Regions from separate parts of the Homo sapiens genome. Here region 2 is linked to region 1. Evidence: chromatin contacts called from ENCODE Hi-C or POLR2A ChIA-PET data. All regions are on one chromosome and are shown on one strand. Each heading gives the region's core, a stretch centred on a gene start or an enhancer-like site at or near the end of the contact. The rest is flanking DNA. Distances are from core to core; before and after follow the strand shown.

Region 1 (5,449 bases), core at 2,249-4,748:
AAAAAAATTATTTCCTAAATATTCCAAACAAATTACGTGCTGTACAAGATGCTTTTCATTCTGCACAAGAGTTGCTTATTGAGTATGTGGGACACCATGTGGGTTGCAAAGAAATAAAAGTCTGACTTACTGTCTCCAAGAAATTTTCAATCCAGTTATGAAAATAAGACAAATATGAAAAGTTATTTTCTTGAAGTATCTTAAATAGTAACAAATGAGACCGTTATAAGATATTCATTTATTCACTCATATATTTATCCAAAAAATACTTGAACTCCCACCATGTGCCAGGCCATAATCAATGCTAAGGATCTGAGGGTGAGCAAAACCAGGCACAGTTCTGGCCCTTATGAAGTTAATATCCTAATTGGAGACGGACGACCAATAGTCACGCTAACAATGGTATTATTAGTGACTGAGGTAAGTGCTTTCGAGGAAAAGAAAGAGTTACATGACAGCTTATCACAAGGAGATTAACCTAGGCACGGAAGGCTGTCCTGAGGAAGGGACCATTGAGCTTGGAACTGGAAGAAGTGTGACATTGTCAGACTTGCATTTTGAATGGATCACCTTAGCTGCTTTATGGAGGGAAGTCAGGGGGGTGGGGGAGGGTAGCTACTTTTTAAGCTATTTAATCAGTCCAGGTGAGACTTGATGGCATCTTGGTTGGCATAGGGAGGTAGTAAAGATGGAGAGTTGTGTACGAATTAGGAAGATATTTAGGGAAACGGATCAATGATGTTTTGCTATGGATTGGATACAGAACTGGTGGTGATAGAAAATAAATTTTGAAACGAGTCCTAGTTTTCCATCTTGCATAATGAAACAAATTGTGGAGCTTTCACAGATGTAGGAAATACTGGAATTGGACCAGATTGGAATTGGATCATGAATTTTGGTCCTTGACATTGAGTTTGAGGTACCTTTGCAAAATCCAAAGTGGAAATATAGCAGAGTCATTTGGATGGAATGGGATAGAGCTCCTTCCCACCCACCCAGAAGGTGGGGGCAAGTAAGACAGATTTGTAATGTAGATACAAAGATCTTAAACAAACACATGAAAACTATTCAGCATCATTAACCATTAGAGAAATACAGATTAGGACCACAAGAGATTAAACACCCACTAAAATGTCTAAAATTTAAAAGACCGATAATACCAAGGGCTGGTGAAGATGTGAAGCAACTGGAACTCTCACATATTGCTGATGGGAATGCAAAATGGTACATTTACTTTGGAAAACAGTTTAGCAGCTTCTTATAAAGTTAAACATCCACCTGCCACATGACCCAGCATGTCCACTTGCAGGTATTAATCCAAGAGAAACCAAAACGTATGTTCCCACAAAGACTTGTAGTAAATGTTAACAGCAGTTTTAATCATAATATCCCCAAACTGGAAACAACTCAACGGTCCATCAACTGGTAAGTGAATAAACAAGTTGTTGTATGTCCATACAATGAAATAATAGTAACAACAAGGAAGAAGCTAGTAATACATTCAACAAGATGATGAATCTCAAAACCATTATGCAAAGTGAAAGCAGCCAGACAAAAGGCCGTACCATTTATAGGACAGGCTGGAAAAGGCAGAAGTATAATAACAGAACAGGGGCTGGGGCTGTTCCTGCTAACTCACTGAATTGAACACTTAGACAGGGTCAATTTTACTGTCTGTAAACTATAACTTAATTAACCTGACATAAGAAAAGCGAGCTCCCTTGATGACTTTAATATTCTGTGCTGGCTGAACTATGCGTTCCAATTTTAGAACACCGAAATCACCTGGAGGTTTTGGGAGAGGTTTTTTCCCTTTTTTTTTTTTTTGCCTCAAGTGTTTACTGACACCAACCAAATCTCCAATTCTGTGATTCTCTTACACCAACTGGGTATCCAGCAATTCAATTCAGTTATAATACTATCTGTACTTAGTGTAGACCCCACAGGTTAAAGGCTCAGTCCCACAGATGCCAGCTGCACATAGGGTGCCCAGGCTATCTTCCTTTCTGCCCAGCCAACCACAAACTTAAGGGTTCCTAGGTCACCCTCCTCAGGTTTGATAATTTGCTATAATGACTCCCAGAACCCAGGAAAGTAGTACTATTTCCAGGGTATTATAAAAGATACAACTCAGGAACAAATGGAAGAGATGCACAGGGCAGGGTGAGGAGAGAGGGGCACAGAGCTTCCTTCCATGCCTGCTCCAGCTCACCACCGCCCCCCTACCTCGATGTTCTGGAATTTCTCTGAACCTTATTGTTTGGGGGTTTTTATATCAGTTTTCATTACACAGGCATGATTGATTAAATTATTGTCCATTGGTAATAAACTCAATTTCTAGCCCCTTTCCTCTCTCTAGAGGTGGTGGGGAGGGTGGGACAAAAGGTCCAACCCTCTAATCACATGGTTGGTTCTTCTGCCTGCCAACCCCCATCCTAAGGCTATCCCAGGGCCTGCCAATAGTCACCTCATTGCCACAAACTCAGATATGGTTAAAAGGGGCTCATTGTGAATAACGAGACACTCGCATCACTCAGGGAATTCCAAGGGTTTTAGGAGCTCTGTACTAGGAACCTGGGACAAAGACCAAATATAGTTATCTCTTGGTATCTTCAGGGGATTGGTTCCAGCCCCTTCCCCAAAACCCCAGAGGACACCAACATCTGAGAATGCTCAAGTCCCTTATATAAAAGAACAGTATTTGCATATGGCCTATGCACACTCTGCTGTGTACTGTACTTTAAATCATCTTTAAATTACAATATAAATTCTATGTAAATAGTTGTTATGCTGTATTTTTAGAATGTATATTTTTAAATTATTGTATTGTTATTTTGGTGGATTTTTTTTTCCCCCTCAAAGTAAGGCCAAGGCTGAGCCCTTCTGTTGGAGAAGCAGAATCTTTTCTTCCTGGGCCTCTGCTGGTTGGGTGGATGGGTTTGAGCAGCACTATTGATGGGTTTGTTACAGGTCCCCTGCATTCTGCTACTAGGAGATCCCTGTGCTGCTTGGCCCATGCACCTCCTTCATTCAGTTTCTCAGTGTTGAACATCCTGTTTTGGCCAGCATTACCTTATATTTTCCATTCAACTCTATTTTACTTTGATTTTTGATTAACTTGTGTGTGTGTGTGTGTGTGTGTGTGTGTGTGTGTGTGTGTAGAGTCATTTATCGCATGAATACTGCACTGCCCTACTCTTCCACAAGTCTTTCTTTCCAGACCCAAACCCACTCAGATCTGCAATAGCCCGCCTTTCCTCAGACACTCCAGGAACTGGTTCACAAGTTTCCTGCATCTATGAGTTCAGCTCTCTGTCTCAGACCAGGCTGAACATCCCCAAATCCACTCCGACTTTTGAGGAATGCATGCCTGTGTGGTAAGAAAAGCGAGTTTAGAAACCCTCACTGGCCCTGCTTTTGTTTCGCTTTCCACATTGGCCCACTGCCTTCACGCCACCCACCAGCTGCCCAGATCCCCCTGGGATTGGACAACACAGGATGAACGTCTCAATCCAGCGGAAGCCTGAACGTCCTGGAGCTCCCACCCTTCCCCTGGCTTTGATTGGCCCTGAAAAGGATAGTGGCCAAAGAAGTTGAAGTAAGAAATATGTTTAGGGAAGGGAAAACTTGAGGCAGTCTAGTGAAGTGATTAACAGCATTTGCTTAGGAGTCAGATGGCCCTGGGTTTGAGTTCTGATTTGTCTTTTCTAGTTATACGATTTGGGGCAAGTACATGCCTCAGTTTCTACTGATGATACCAACCTTCTATAGAGTCAGCACAGTACAATAGTTAGGCACATGGATTCTGGTTCCGCACTGGCTGAATTTGAATGCTGGCTTGTCATTTAGTAGCTGCAGCCTTGACCTCCTGGGCTCAAGCAAGCCTCCCTCCTCAGCCTCCTGAGTAGCTGGGACTACAGGTGCACACCTCCATGCCCAGCTAGTTTTTATTTCTGTAGAGATGGAGTCTCATGAGCAAATGACTTAACCACTGTGTCCCAAGCAGGGGTGATAATAGTAGATACTTCACGAGAAATAGTGGTGTTTCTTATTTGAGACTTCTGAATATTTGTCTAACTACCAAAGGAGACCAAAATCGAATTAAAGAATGAAGTGATTCCTGATCTCTAAACACTGGAATCTGAAAAACGCTACAAGGCAGGATCTTGATGACATTTTATCAGCCCTCTATGTGTGCGTGTGTGTATTTGTAATTTAAAAGACATTGAATTGTAGACAAGAGAAAATATAGTAATTACGGGTGCTTTTAATTTTCTCCCAAGAAAGAATTTAATAACATAAAAATAAATTTAAAAATAAAAAGAAAAGTGAAAGAGGGAGTCAGAGATAGCTTAAAACCTGGGTGAACTGGGAGCAGACCCCCCAAAGCAGTTGTTAAGCAGTAGCGGGGTGGGGTGGGGAGAGGAACACACAGTGGAGCTTAGTGGTGTGGTGGGTAGGATATCCAGGCTGATGCCAGGGGCAGATAGGGACCAGAGTTCAAGTGTCTTCTTTGTCTGTTGGTCAAACTCAATGCAAAACTGTCAGATGAAACATTAGTGACTTTAAGAGTCAATATGACACAGTGAAAATGGGTTTGATAAGTGTTTGAAGTCTGGAGGAAATCACGGTTAGTATGCGGTAGGTAACACTAGGGGGAAGAGGCCCTCATAGCCAAATATTTCCCACTGTGTTAATATCAGGAATAACTTCACTCATCCTTTGCCAAATGATTTTAGATCATCTGTAAAAGGCAAATGAGATACAAAGAAAAATTAACCTCATAAAATCCTATTTTAAGAATCAGAGAATGTCTACATTTGAGTAGATGCTATATTAAGAATGAATTGCTCACAGCCTGGACAACATGGTGAAACTCCGTCTCTACAAAAGAATACAACAATTAGCTGGGTGTGGTGGTGTGTGCCTATAGTCCCAACTACTGGGGAGCCTGAAGTGGGAGAATTGCTTGAGCCCAGGAGGTTGAGGCTGCAGTGAGCTGTGATTGTGCCAGTGCACTCTAGCCTGAGCGACATAGTGAGACTCTGTCTCAAAAAAAAAAAAAAAAAAAAAGAAGAAGAAGAAGAAATTGCTCATAATTAAGTAAAATGTTTGCTCAACTTTATTGAATGTCATTAGATTTATAGGAATCATTAAAGAATTAGATACCAGAGTCCCCCCGGCCCCGCCCCCCACAAAAAAAGTCAGTGAAAAAGATGTGAGTGAAAGAAGTTTGTCAAGGCAAATGTGTGAAAGGATACATGTGTACATCACCCTTTAAATGCTTTCCCTGAGTATTCTATGAAGTCTGGGGATCTTCGAATGCTATTAATCTTAGACAGTAAATTTTATAAAGAAATTCTTTAAAAGTAGGACTTAATTCTCCTCCGTAGTGAGTTTTTAAGCAGAGGATATCTACTACATGGATTCCTTTGCCTCTTGACAGGCT
Region 2 (5,219 bases), core at 230-2,729, 240 kb before region 1:
AAGTACATTACACTATTTTTTGATCGTCAAAGCCACGCATATAAATCACAAGTGCCAACAAAACACTAGAGTTATTTTTTTTTATTTCTAATGCATGAGGAGGTAAAACTTGTTTGAAACATTTATCTAAAATATGGATAGACATATTTTTAAAACTTTGTAGACCTGAGAAAAGTAACAATACTGACAAAGCAATTCTCACGAGGACATCTTATTTTTGTAGAGAGTGTGCGTAACTCACAAGAGGAGGCAGTAAGCAATTGAAAGGATATGACACTCTTCCTCCCTTATGTACTGTGTGGCTTTATTGTTTTGTTCACTTCGAAGTGAACTTGACATTTTGTTTTTACTCTCCTTTCAGGTCCTGTCTTTCTTTTAGATTAGGTCAAACTGAGCCTGAGTTCCTTGCCAAGTTCCAGCCTCAGGGTTTTTTTCTCTATCTCTAGGTATCTCTTTTCTACTGCTTCAGGAAATGAGCCCAGGGTTTTCAGAGAAACTTGGGAATTATTTCTTAGTCATTTTTATCTGGACAATATTGAGTTCAAATACTCCAATATTCGCCTGTGCACAGTAGCACTGCATCTTGCCTAAACTATTTTATTCCATCTACTGATGTTTCTGTTGTTCCTTCCAGGTTAGCATTTTTCTTCTTCTTGTAGTTATTAAGTGGTAGATGTAGGGTAGTAGTGGTCTTGGAGGAAATAAGGTAAGGTAGGATGGGAGGGGAATGGAGAGAAAAGAGACTCAGAGTAGAGGGGCCTTTAATAATCAGGAGGCCAGAGGTTCTGGTCAGGCTTTCTTGGCATGGTCAACCCCAGCAAGTTATGTGCCTCAGTTTCTCTATCTGAAAATAGGGGTGACAGTATTTTTATGGCACACAATTCTCCATTGCTGTTCCCCAGCTTCAATGACATCTTGACAATTTATTCTAAACAACTGTGGATAATTGTTAAGGGTTAATATTTAATAGAAAATAAAAGCTGCTTTTCTGGCTCCTCTGGGAGAAATGAAAGAGCTCTAGGCCTTAGCAAACAAACAAACAAAAACAAAACAAAACAAAACAGATCAAAGAACTACACAGGGGTCCAAGGTGAGGAAGAAAAGTAATTAGCATCCTGAGCCATTAGGAAAAATAGATTGTATTTAGAGAATAAAAAACAACAAAAAAAAAGATTTCTCCAAAGGTCAAAGGAAAAAAATATCAACTGGGCATAGGTATATGAGTAAAAGAGTAAATAAAATATCTTTAAACTGTAATAATCTAGGCTCTAAAATATGTGCTGGTAACTTCCTATCTTTTCTTAGTTCGTACCATCATAAATGGTATATGACATGTAATTCTTCATGAAAACACAAGAATGCATCGCTCTTCTGAACCTACCCAGAGGGAAAGCTACAGAAGGCTAGGGAGAGTAAGATGCCCAAGTTCTCAAAGCTCTGCTATAGGAAGAGGCCAGACGCCTTCCGTGGTTTACGGTGAGGGTGGGGAGTTTTGTAGCATTACCACAACTCACCATGTATACTGCACACTGAAAGGATTCAGGAAGTAGCAACTGTATAATAGGAGGGCTTCATTAAATGCAAGCGGTGTGCACCCTGAGATTCACATACAAGCTGGACATACAGAGAATGTCCTGACTTCTTCAGGGGGTCTTTGCGTGGCTCTGAGGAGTGGTTCATCCTAAGGACAGTGAGAATGTTTGAAGGGCACAGGACCAGTATGAAAGGGAAGGCAATTCTGTGAGTGTTCCAATAACACTGTGTCTCCCTTTGTTCCTTGTGGCCTAGGTGCAGTTGTAGCTCCCACGCTTGCCTGTCCACATTTATTTCAATCCCTTATTGGTGCCCTTAACCCTGCCCACACCTCAGTAAATAGTACCCCTTTTAAACTCTCTTCAGTTAAATTATTTGAGTTTACCACCTGTTTCCTGCTCTGTCTCTGGCTATTACAGACACCTAGTCAATATATTGCTAAATCAGATTTTAACTGAAGAGGTGGGATAAACAAAGATAATTACTTACATTGGCCAAAAAAAAAAAAAAAGTTAACACTATGCTAATAATAACAATTTCCAAATTCCAAAGGAAATGCAGGCAAGAAGTCAAACCATTTTCAGCACGTCCTCTTATGGTTAATTTTAGTTCTTAAATCTATGCCGAGGTCTGTGTCTTACAATAAGAATACTACCTTCAACTTACTCACAATGTGCAATGCTACGGCAGTCTTTGCCAAAATCTTTTTCTCTACATAGAAAGAATGGCCTTACCCTATGATTTACACCGCTTCCAACACAGTACATATTCAATATCTAGAGTTGTTCAGTCAAGACGAATGCCTTGGGAACTCCCAACAAGACAGTTCTTTATGTTCATTAGCATTCTCCAAGACCCACAGAACAATCCCAGAGGACCATAGACACTACAGTCTGATACTCTTTAACTTTTCCCTCTAGTGTGAGTTGCAGAAAATGCCTCTTTGTTATTTCAGTTGTCTAGTGGATAACTATTAGATTGTACACACACACACACACACACACACACACACACACACACACACACAATCTCCTAAGGAAAAATATGAATTCTCAGAGACAGTTACTTAACAATACTTTGTTAATACAGTATTGGCCTACAAATATTTTTTAATGGAGCTGATGATTAACCTTAAGATCTAGATTTCTGTCTTATTTTGAAAATAGTCAGATTAAGCCATATTTCTACATAGCTATGATCCACTGGAGCTGAATAGACATTGCAATTTTTAGATGGGCGATCAACTTCCCAGATACACAGTCCTCATCACACTGCATTGCCTCTCTAGGCATTTTACTCATTCACAATATCTGCCTAGACTCTGCAGACACTTGAGTTTGCAGAGTCCCACTCCTTTTTAAATTATGTTCAGTAAGAAATAGATCTACAGTTGAAGAATAAACCTCTTAATAGTTGCTCTATTAGCCAAAAACACCAGGCCAAACCTTTGAAATTACCACTTGTAAGGGTTTGACTAAATTCTTAGGTAAAGATCCATTTGTCAGCTGGGCGCTGTGGCTCACACCTGTAATCCCAGCACTTTGGGAGGCCGAGGCGGGCAGAGCACGAGGTCAGGAGATCGAGACCATCCTGTCTAACATGGTGAAACCCTGTCTCTACTAAAAATATAAAAAATGAGCTGGGCGTGCGGGCGCCTGTAGTCCCAGCTACTCGGGAGGCTGAGGCAGGAGAATGGCGTGAACCTGGGAGGCGGAGCTTGCAGTGAGCCGAGATCGTGCCACTGCACTCCAGCCTGGGCAACGGAGTGAGACTCCGTCTCAAAATAAAAAAAGAAAAAAAGATCCATTTGTCTTTCATATTTTAAGCAATTCATGTAAGTTTTTTTTCCATCTGAACCTTGTATGTTTAATAATTGTTTTTGCTCCTTTTTGTCACTGGTGGTGTGTTTTATGTTCAGATGGTGTCTTTTTCTATTTTATATACATTCATTTGAATACATTAGAAACCCTTAGTCAAACTGGGTTAGGTAAACTAGCTCTCAGTAAATTAGTCTGATCCTACTTAATTCATGATTTTTAATTGAATTAATTAGTGAAAGTTTTCCCATTTGAACCTTGTGGTGTTTTGTCCAGTTTTAGCTTTATATGCTACAGAATATAATATAGTCATAGTTCAGACATTTCTTGTCCCTAGTCTAGAATTCTTGTTTGAAGTCTGTCTACTACCATTCCAACCCATTATTTAAACTTGATTGCCTACATTTGGAAATATAACGGAACACTGTATTTAATTTATTAAATTGATATTGTACTGAAATTGTAATTTTCCAAATGGAATCTCCATTGCCTAAAAAATCTTATTTAGAAAATTCAGAAACTTTTAAGACATTGCTCATTCAGCCAGGTGTGGTGGCTCATGCCTGTAATCCCAGTACTTTGAGAAGCTGAGGCAGGCAGATCACAAGGTCAGGAGTTCAAGACCAGCCTGGCTAATATGGTGAAACTCCATCTCTACTAAAAATACAAAAATTAGCCAGGTTGGTGGCACGCGCCTGCAGTCCCAGCTACTCGGGAGGCTGAGGCAGAAGAATTGCTTGAACTTGGGTGGCGGAGTTTGCAGTGAGCCGAGAGCGTGCCACTGCATTCCAGCCTGAGCGACAGAGCCAGACTCCATCTCAAAAAACAAACAAACAAAAAAGGCAGTACTCACTCAAACTTAGCCATGTTATAGTCACTACTGATTTAAAAATGATAAAGAAAAACATGGTTTTATTGCAATTGTAGTATGCACCCTATTAATCAACTTTGATGTAATCAATTTGTCACAGGCATTTGAACCAGAGCAATCCCAACTCTATATTTATTTATTTATTTAGAGAGGGAGTCTTGCTCCATCTCCCAGGCTGGAGTGCAGTGGAGTGATCTCAGGTCACTGCAACCTCCACCTCCTGGGTTCAAGCAATTCTCCTGCCTCAGCCTCCCCAGTAGCTGGGATTACAGGCACATGCCACCACACCCAGCTGTTTTTGTATTTTCAGTAGAGACGGGGTTTCACCTTGTTGGTCAGGCTGGTCTTGAACTCCTGACCTCAGGTGATCCACCTGCCTCGGCCTCCCAAAGTGTTGGGATTACAGTTGAGAGCCACCGTACCCGGCTATTTACTGAGACAGAGTTTCGCTCTGTCCCCCAGGATGGAGTGCAGTAGCCATCTCGGCTCACTGCAACTTCTGCCTCCCGAGTTCAAGCAAGTTTCCTGCCTCAGCCTCCGGAGTAGCTGGGATTACAGGCATGTGCCACCATGCCTGGCTAATTTTTGTATTTTTAGTAGAGATGGGTTTTCACTATGTTGGTCAAGCTGGTCTTGAACTCCTGACCGCAAGTGATTCACCTGTGTTGGCCTCCCAAAGTGTGGAGATTACAGACGTGAGCCACTGCGCAGGGCCGCAACTCCATCTTTAATAGGGCATGAGTAAAATAAGGCTAAGACCTACTAGGCTGTATTCCCAGTTGGTTAGGCATTCTTCCTTACAGGCTGAGATAGGAGGTCCACGTAAGATACAGGTCATAAAACCCTGCTGATAAAACAGGATGCAGCTGCTGGGCATGATGGCTCATGCCTGTAATCCCAGCACTTTGAGAGGCTGAAGCAGGTGGATCACTTGAGCTCAGGAGATGAGACCAGCCTGCCCAACATGGCAAAACTCTGTCTCTACCAAAAAATACAAA

The links. A loop is a pair of places that touch in the nucleus more often than their neighbours do. ChIA-PET counts read pairs that join two places held with the same protein, here RNA polymerase II (POLR2A). Pooled maps may share reads with other maps.
Region 2: a loop to region 1 is called in a map of mammary epithelial cell, with 6 times the contacts of the local background. The contact joins two enhancer-like sites. A Hi-C loop is called at or near these places in 7 of 168 maps with a recorded cell type or tissue (CD8-positive, alpha-beta T cell, MCF 10A, endothelial cell of umbilical vein and 3 more), 3 of 37 single-sample maps with no recorded cell type and 18 of 50 pooled maps. POLR2A ChIA-PET finds 5 or more read pairs at or near these places in 9 of 52 experiments (CD4-positive, alpha-beta T cell, GM12878, HEK293 and 4 more).

Annotation. Positions count from the first base shown.
Region 1 is chr4:77,611,485-77,616,933 of GRCh38, reverse strand. It overlaps CXCL13 (C-X-C motif chemokine ligand 13), which reads right to left. Exons shown (of 4, transcript NM_001371558.1): 4 at 5,100-5,449. Among named protein-coding and RNA genes, the nearest start is that of CXCL13, 8.4 kb to the right of the region's middle. Within about 2 kb of position 3,498, at least 2 of the 41 ENCODE cell types and tissues checked have a DNase peak (open chromatin) inside an H3K27ac peak, as active enhancers do.
Region 2 is chr4:77,849,616-77,854,834 of GRCh38, reverse strand. No RefSeq gene overlaps it. Among named protein-coding and RNA genes, the nearest start is that of MRPL1, 11 kb to the left of the region's middle. Within about 2 kb of position 1,479, at least 8 of the 41 ENCODE cell types and tissues checked have a DNase peak (open chromatin) inside an H3K27ac peak, as active enhancers do.